2 separate regions of the Homo sapiens genome follow, and region 1 is linked to region 2. A link is a loop called in an ENCODE intact Hi-C map of the cell type or tissue named here. Cell type or tissue: heart right ventricle. All regions are shown on one strand. Links, peaks and the distances in the headings refer to the core of each region. The heading gives the core; the rest is flanking DNA.

The links. A loop is a pair of places that touch in the nucleus more often than their neighbours do. Peaks named below come from ENCODE experiments on the same cell type or tissue, not always from the same donor. Only the 100,000 strongest peaks of a DNase experiment are listed, where the experiment ranks them.
Region 1: a loop joins it to region 2, with 2.1 times the contacts of the local background. A loop is called at or near these places in 3 of 110 quality-filtered maps.

The regions. Positions count from the first base shown.
Region 1 is chr18:8,364,964-8,369,356 of GRCh38, forward strand. The region is part of intron 23 of PTPRM (protein tyrosine phosphatase receptor type M); the gene reads left to right. LOC100192426 (a long non-coding RNA gene) reads right to left here and starts at 2,071. Exons shown (of 4, transcript NR_024419.1): 1 at 1,894-2,071; 2 at 782-866; 3 at 1-26. RefSeq lists an enhancer at 2,384-2,884. In heart right ventricle, for the core only: CTCF peaks have their summits at 2,611 and 2,818; a DNase peak (open chromatin) is centred at 2,596; H3K4me3 peaks cover 1,019 bases.
Region 2 is chr18:8,478,393-8,482,785 of GRCh38, forward strand. No RefSeq gene overlaps it. Among named protein-coding and RNA genes, the nearest start is that of RAB12, 130 kb to the right of the region's middle. In heart right ventricle, for the core only: CTCF peaks have their summits at 461 (motif pointing right), 667, 2,294 (motif pointing left) and 2,493; DNase peaks (open chromatin) are centred at 459 and 2,269.

The sequences.
Region 1 (4,393 bases), core at 119-4,118, 110 kb before region 2:
GCAGAGTAGAAACGCAGCAGCTTGTGCTAATGGAAAAAGGAGGATGATGGTTTCAGAGCATGCATTCTGCTCTCCTGCCCACCCCTCCACCCGTCTCCAGTTCTGCCCCCAAAAAGGCAGCTGAAGTCATTTCAAGGCTTCCTACTTTGTTTCTGTTCCAGAGGCCAAGCCTCCTGGTAAGACTGAGGAAAGCGTAAAGCACCTTGAGTTCCATCCTCCCAAAGGGCCCTGTAGCTGGAGTCAGAGCCTGCGTTTCAGCCTCTCCTTCACCACCATCTAATTTATTGCCTTGAGCAAGCCACTTGCACTCCCTAGGCCTGCCTGTTGCTTCTTCCTTCCAGAGCACGAGGAAATACAAGGAATGAAAAGGATCGAGACCAGCCTGGCCCTTGCTAGGTCTCTTCTGGGCAAATCACATGCTCTTCCATCCACTAAGTGAGGCCACAGATGTCAGAATGCAGCCATCCAGTGTGTCCAGTTCAAAGTAGAAACTGCTCGGTGGATGGGAGTTGCAATGATCTTGAAAATGAGTGTTTGGAAATTGACTGTCTCTGAGATTCCTCGCAGCTATATTTGATTTGAATCCCCTTCCCCAAAACCACCTATTGTGTTGGGAGTTAATCAAACCACACTGATAGGCAAATGGACATGCCAATCTCTCTCTCCCTCTCTCCCTCTCTCTCCTCTTGTCAGATAAGGTTTGAGGGAGAGAGGAATCAGCAGGGGTTCCCCCTAGCTGTCCCTCCACCATCATAAGCCATGCACAATTGTCAGTACTCACCTCTGCCCTCCTCCTTCTCCGGGACACCCTGCCTCCTCTCTCCAGGCCTCCATGGGCTCCTTGGCCTCTGAATTCCTGTAGACATCTAGAGTCCAGATCACAAAACAATCACTTAATAGTCGGAATTTTCATTTGTTCAATTTCCATTTTTGGATAAACTGGGCACATGGCTAAATGTTTTCATCACATTGTATCAATTAATCCAGTGGTTCCCAAATGTATCTACACTTCAGAATGGCCTGGGGAGAGGGGGGCTTCAATAAACTACTGATACCTCTGTCCCACCCCAGAAATTATGATTTAATTAGAGTATGGCCTGGGCTGTAGAATTTGTTAAGACCTCCCTCCCCCCAGCTAAGTGATTCTAATGTGCAGGCAAATTTGGGAACTGCTGACTTCTTAGAACTCTCTGCCATAGGACTTATAATCATGTCCTATTTACAGATGAAGCTCCTGCAGTTGAGCAAACTCCAGTGAGCCCCTCAAGCTCACGTCCACACTGCGTGAGAGCCAGCACTCCAGCCTGGCAAGACTGCAGCTGTGCTGTCTCAATCCTTGCTACCCACAGTGTGGTCCAGAGACCACAGCATCACCTGGGAGCTTGTTCAAAGCGCACATTTTCAGGCCCCACAAAGTCAGACCTACCGAATTTATTCAGAATCCCTCCAAGGGAGTCTCATGCCTGCTTCACTTTGATAACGGCTGCTGTAGTCATGTCAAATGCCCTGAAGGTTACAGTCATGTGCTGGCAGCCTCGGGAGCCACAGCTCTGGCCCCTAGCCATCCTCTGACTTTAATTTACCTGAGTATTATCTGGGCTGCTGGTTTAAAATGACCCACCTCAAAGATCTTTTTTCAGGAAGTTAGAAATCCTGGAGTTATAGCGTTTCTGTGCTGTTTCGTGTTTGTGAGTTTTAAAGCCAATAAGGATCACCCCTTTGGAGCAGGGACCACACATCTATTCCTGCCGCCCTCTGGCAGTAATGAGCAGGTGGCAGGGCTCGGGACTGTTAGCCTGATTGATGGCCTGGTGGAACCACCACCAGGGCACTAAGGTAATTAGACGATCTGTTTCTGGACCTTGCTTTCTGGGCTGGAGGCTGCCGCCTTACGTGATTAGGATGCGTGGGAGGCGCCGCCTCTCCTAGAAGCTGTGCAGGTAGCGCTGGGCTGCAGGAGGCAGCCAAGCCAGGCGCACGATCAGAGCAGGGACGCCTCCCGTTCCTTGGTTCCTGGGCTCCAACGGGCACCTCCAAACCAATAGTTCCAGCATCTCTGTATGCAGACCTTAGAGGACAGGAAGCGACTGCGAGCCCCACACTCTCCAGACACGGAAACTCTAAATGCAGAGAGAACGAAGCATATTTTGTCTTCCTTTTCCTTTTTTTTTTTAAGCAAAATAATAACTTGACACAAGTCCAAGTAGTTAAAAAGATACTAAAAGAAACCCAATTTAGAAGGGCTTTTAGTAGGCTGAAAACAGATGTGGCAAACCATTTCGGGATATTCTGGGAGATGAGATGGGGAGGACCGGATTCGAAATGCCTGGGCCGCCTGTTCTGGGCCCGCCCCGCCAGGTGCCTGTGCTCGGGAGGGGCCTTGCCCAGCACGCATTCTAGAAGGAAGCGGCCCCGCGCCTCCTCCCTCGCAATTACCGCCGGGTCGGAGGCATCCGGGCGGTGCGAAGTCAGCACCGTGCCGAGCAGTTGAGAGCAGACGGTGTTTTCTTTTCATTGTTCCCTCGCTTCGCTGGGAGAGCGGCGGCACCTGTTCCGCGGAAGCGCGGCCAAAGTTGGAAGCCCTGGCGGCTGCTGCCTGCAGCCGACGCGCGGGGGCGCCCGGCTTCATCCGGCCGCGGGGGACCAGGAGCCTGAGAGCCTGGAACTGGGTGCGGGGGGACAGCCAGCCCGAGAGGGCCCAGGGTCGGATTTCGGATGGAACCAGAGCTCGCTCCAGGGAGTTGAAGGAGTTGGGAGCGCATCTCCCAATAATCCCAAAGAAACCGAGCTTTCAGTGCATGCAAGGGGCATTTGATTTCCCTCATTTCTGAGCACTGAAGCACTCCACTGTCATATTTTTGAAATTCGAGAACAAGGAGGTTAAAGAGTCTAAATGGAAGACTAGGTGACCATCCAAAATATCATACATCAATTGCATCTTGTAATTAGTAAAATCATTTTTATTACTTAAGGTAAATCTTGATAAGGTGTTTTTATTAGGTAAGATAAACCTGGTATAACATACGTTGCGGGTGTGTGTGTTTTGTTCAGTTGTCATTTTCAGAGAAATAAATGAATTTTTAAAGTGTATATTTATTCATCAATAATTATTTTTAAAGTGTGCCTGTATACCATATATGTAGTTTTATATCTATCCCACTACCTTCTGCTTGCATAACTGAAGTCACAAAAAGGTAAAAACTAATCCCCCAATATACAGAAGAATCTAGTATGTCCCATAAAAGCATCTTTGCTAACTGGCATCGTGAAAGTATGGTGCTGGACACTCTTGAAATGAAATCATTGTTACTGTCAAATTAGACATCTCCACAAATATACATGATCTGCTCAAACTGACTTTACATCTGGGAAAGGAGAAATTGTAGGTCTCTCTTACTCTGGGATATTTTTGATAGAGCAAAGGTATCCATGATGTAAATTTCTGAGATATTATAGATAAGCCCTTTATAAAGTCACAAATAATATTCCCATAATGAGGGGGGAAAAGATTCCAAAGAAGGCTGAGCACTTACTGAGGGCAGGGACCATCATTGTCTCCTGCTTTACAGTATCTGCAACTCCTAGCATATCTGGTTTACGTCTTGCCAACTAAAGGTAATGAGGCTTCCCTGGAAGGGCACTGAATCCATGGCCAGAAAGTTTCACAAGGAGGCAGCTGAAATAACCAGCCACATAGCTCATGGGGGAACATCAGTGCACCTCAGGGGGTTGGCATTCTGGGAGAGGTCCTCTCAGCTCAGATTTCTTTTGTAAACTTTCCCAGTCTGGGACTTTCCTTCCTACACTGATCCTATGACTCTGCATAAAATTCAGTTTTATATGTATACATTGCATATTTAGTGCACACAGGACACAGCGATCAGGTGTTGCAGGGTTTGCAGAAATAAGCAAAACAACACCCTTTATGTGCTGGCCAGGAATAAGTTTACAGTCAAACAGTGCAAGAAGGGCATCATACCAGGGTCAGAACAAGCATGTTTCATCAGGGCAGCAAAAAGAGCTCACATCTATGGAGGAGTCTTTGAAGGAGTGCAGCGTGTGAGATGTACTTTAAAGAATGCAAAAAATCTTCAACTGGGAAGAAATGGATGGGAGGAGAATATTCTGAACAGAAGGAATGGTGCGAGTAGGAGTTTGGATCATGGGGTATGTTTGGGGAACAGGGCAAACACTTGTCCTTGAACATAAAATATATGTGCATAGAAAAGAGAGCTATAAAAGATAAGGCTGGAAATGCTGGTTGGGGCCATATTTAAAAACTCGTTCTTACCTGCCTGGCCAAATAATTTGTATTTAGTTTCAGAAAGTAGTTAGAAATAGGAGATTCTTGAGCAGAACAAGTAAATAGCACTGGGATTACACATTGAGAGAG
Region 2 (4,393 bases), core at 114-4,113:
GGAGATTCTGATGTACCCTAGAGTTGGAGAACCACCGGGTGACAAGATCTGAGACGGAGCAGTGGCATTTGGGATGCTCAGAGCTGGAGTCGCCTGAGTGTGAGGAAGGACCAGGATGGGGTGGGTGGCTGACATGGAGTGCAGATCCAGGCCAATGGGGATCAGGGCCTTGGGAGATGGGGAGCTGGAGAGCTGGCTTGTCATTGTTTCAGGTGATGTGGGACTTGTGATAGGCAGAGTGTGTGGTGAGGAGCTCAGGGACACAAGTCTTCCATAGATGTTTGGGAGGGGGAGTTGGCAAGGGACAGTGACCATCGAAGGCAAATGCTGTGCGCAGAGGTTTTTGAATAGGGTCAACATAACTCCTCAGCTACAGGTCTGGAGAGCAGGAGAATGCGGACCCTGCTGTCCTGGGATTGCAGGTTAAAGGAGGTCCTCGCAGAGTGCAGTTCCAGGCATAGCCAGCAGGTGGAGGGGCGGAGGGAGTGCTCTAGGAGGAGGCGGAGGATGCAGAGGATGCCGAGATGGTGCACAAAGCAAAGCTTCCAGGGGCAGGTGGAAGGTCTTCAAAGAGGAGAGCACAGAATGGGAAGGGCGGGAGGGAGCATGATCAGGTGCCAGGGCCACACCCCTGCTGCACTCTTGCTGTGAGGTCTTGGGAGAGTTACCTAGCCTCTCTGAGCCCCAGTTTCTTCATCCGCAAGCGGGAGTGATGATAATAGGATCTCGGCTGTGGGTGTGAGGCATGGTGGGTCTCGCTGGTCTCCCAGGTCAAGTCGCGTCTGGGGCGGTGCAGCTTGGGTCTGGCTGCTGCTGGACTCTGGAGCCCTTGCCGGTGCCAATCTCAGTTGCTCCTCGTCTGTTTTCCAGGCCTCCCTTCATCCTGGCTTGCTGTCTATGGCGCAGAATCCTCACCATTTTACTTCTTTCCTGTATGATGCTGGGCAAAGCAGACAATCACTGTGACACTCAGTATTTTCATCTGTAACGGGTTAATCTCACCTCGCAGGATGGTGGTGTGATGAAATGAAATGGCATAAATGCAGACACCTGGCACATTACAGAGCCCGACTCCTGGCTTCCTTTCTCTCTCCTTTGCACCACATGCAGGGCTGGTAGGGGTCCAGCGCTTCATTTAGAAGTTACCTTGCCCTGTCTCTGATGACCCCAGCCGCTATTACAAATCCTCATCCTCTGTGTCTTTCAGAGGCTCTAAGGTGCTATAGGACAGTTTTTGAAATAATTCCTCCAGGTGCTAAGTGTGTGTGTGTGGAGGGGAGGGCAACAGGTGTGTCTCTTACTCCAGCGCCTTCTCTCCTGTGAGCTCATTAATCCAGTGGTTTTCCACCCTGTCTGCACACTATAATCAAATGGGGGAGTTTTCAGCATGTCACTGTCCATCTTCAGCCCAGGCCATAAGTCTATTCATCAGATTACTAATCTTGCTTTTTTATTACTGCTATTTGCGAGTCTGATGTGCTCCCAGCTTCCTGCAGAGGAACGCGGTACCCGGCAGAGTGGTGGGGAAGGTAGGTCGGGGCCTTGCAGAACTTCTCATGTCTCACTACTTGAAGAGGTGACCCCCCCACTCCCACCCCGGTCCCAAAGCTCCCTCGGGGCATGCTTCATGCTCTGCTAACTCTGTCGCCCCCTCGCCCACCCCCAGGACCAAGTGCACGTGTGTGAGACCTCACTGCTGCGACGCTGGAGGAAGGTATCTTTGCCAAATGTGTACACAAAGAGGACTGCTTATATTACCGAAGCACTGCACTAAGTTTGTTCCGGAAAACGCTGTTTTCCATGAGTGAAAACGGAGAGCTACCTGAGCCCCCATCAATTACCTTTGCCCTTGAGATCTTGAATTAAGTGCTTTTCAATTGAATCAGGCATAAGGAACAGTGTGCTTCTTGCCTGTTAATAGCAGACACCAACCCATTTTGAAAATTGCATTGGGAAATGTCTTCTTGGGGATTTGACAAAAATTGTTCCATGATTTTAAGCACAGCTTATTTTCCTCCTGTTTACACAAAGTTTGTAAGGAAAAAAAATGGTGATGTTCGGAACAACTGTGTAAATATGTTTACGGATGTACTTTTCTATAGTGTTAGTATCCAACACTAAAAGTCACCTAGCAACAAATTAAGGAACCATGAAAGAATCAGAGAAGCAGCACGCCTGCCTCCAGATCATAACCAGGAGGCCTGGTGAATCTTGGCCGCCAGTTGCAGATACCCTCATAGAAAACGTCCCTGGAACTTCACAAGCTTTGCTGTGGCTACAGAGCCATCTCGTGGTTCTGCACAGTATCAGCTACAAGGAAGAGGACTGCACCAGGCCTTCCTCAGTCTATCAGCACCTAAAATGCGGCTTGGGACAAGTCCTTGTTTGTAATCAATAAAATCCATTCCTTCCCACCGCACCGTGTCAGCGTTTGCGCTGCTCTCCTGAGTCGCGGGAGTGAATAAGACAGAAAGAACAGGTAAAGAGGAGGGCAGGCTTGAGAACTGACAAGAACTTGAGCTCTGGGAAATCTCTGTAGCTTAAGGAATAATATGTTCATCTATCCGTGGTCCTACGCAACCAATTTACTGGCTAGGCCAGGAGAAAGAGCTGTCTAGCCTTTTCCATGTGACAAGGAAACGGTAACAATAGATATGAGACCTTTCAGAATTTTCAACAATTCTCAAGGCTTGAAGCCTGGCTACCTTTGGGAAAAGACATTTCTGTAGGATGTGTCAGATCTCGTCCTTCCGTGTTTTAATGTTTCTGTCAAACAGTGTAGGTCAATGTCAGTGTTCTAGGATGCAATATTTATAGGGCTCCCTTTTGCCTGGCCTTATCTTGCTTTCAGGGAGAAATGCACAGCCCTGTCTGCAAACATGCTCTGTGGCCTTTTGATTTGATGTGTTCCAGTTTGAGTGACAGCTGGGTTTGTTAATTATGACTGCTATGTATCCTGGAGAAAATCTAGTAATCTTTATCAAATAATTTAAAATGAATAGTATAGTAACGTCTTGAAACACTTGGAATAAGCTTGAGACTTCTAGCAGAGAATCTGAAGAATAACTTGAGATCAACAATAACTCTACAGTTATCCACAGATAGATATTATGATGACTGGATTTTTTGGATTAATTTTTAAAAATTCAATATTGATATAGGTGCTTGGAAACAAAAGTAGCTAAATATGTTAGAAGGTACTGGAACCTCGGGATATGTTTCATGAGGTTGTATGTTAGTAACCAGATTGCAGGGGCATAAATCTATTGATGCTATAGGAGTTTTTCTTACAAATATTAATTAAACTTTCCATTAAAAAGCAAAACGTGTACATTATATAAATTTGAAACCATGTAAATTTCAAGAGACGATAAATGACTCATAGTCTTATTACTGTTAATATTTCATACATTGCTTTCAATTTTCTTTTTTCTTTTTATGCAGTGTTTAAAATACAGCTGGTGATAATAGACACATTGTTTCATTTTTCCTCTAACATTGTGTCTCTATGTTAGCTAATTTTTTATAAATATCATTTTAATAACAGCACAACAGTTCTAATATAGACAAAAAGTTATGCACAGACATACATTTACCTTGTTATTAAAAACACTCCCCAAAGCCTGGGCAACATAGTAAAACCTCATCGCTACAAAAAAAAATCTTTTTTTAATTGGTTGGGCATGGTGGTGTGCACCTGTAATCCTATCTACTCAGGAGGCTGAGGCAGGCTGATCCCTCGAGCCGAGGAGTTCGAGGCTCCAGTGAGCTATGATCGCAGCACAGCACTCCAGCCTGGGCAACAGAGCAAGACTTCTTCTCCTAACAACAACAAAAAACCTCCCAAAAGAGAAGCAAATATGTAAGCTAGGATTGCTTCTTAGTCCTTGCTATTATACATAACAGCAGTGCAAGTCTTTGTGCAAAAATTTATCTAGTTTTTTTTTTTTTTTTTTTTTTTTGAGACAGAGTCTCACTTTGTCACTCAGGCTGGAGGGTAGTGGCGTGATCTCGGCTCACTGCAACCTCCGCCTCCCGGGTTCAAGCAATTCTCCTGCCTCAGACTCCCGAGTAGCTGGGATTTCAGGCGTGTGCCACCATGCCTGGCTCATGTTTGTATTTTTAGTAGAGATGGGGTTTCACCATGTTGGCCAGGCTGGTCTCGAACTCCTGACCTCAGGTGATCCACCCACCTCGACCTCCCAAAGTGCTGGGATTACAGATGTGAACCACTGCACCTAGCCTAGATTTAGAATTATTACTTTAGGATGCAGTCCCAGAAGTAAAATGATTGCATCGAAGGGTATCCATGTATTCACAGGCCTCTATCACCATCCTGCTTTCCACAGGAGGTACCCACAAGCACTTCCACAAAAAATATCTGAGAATACTT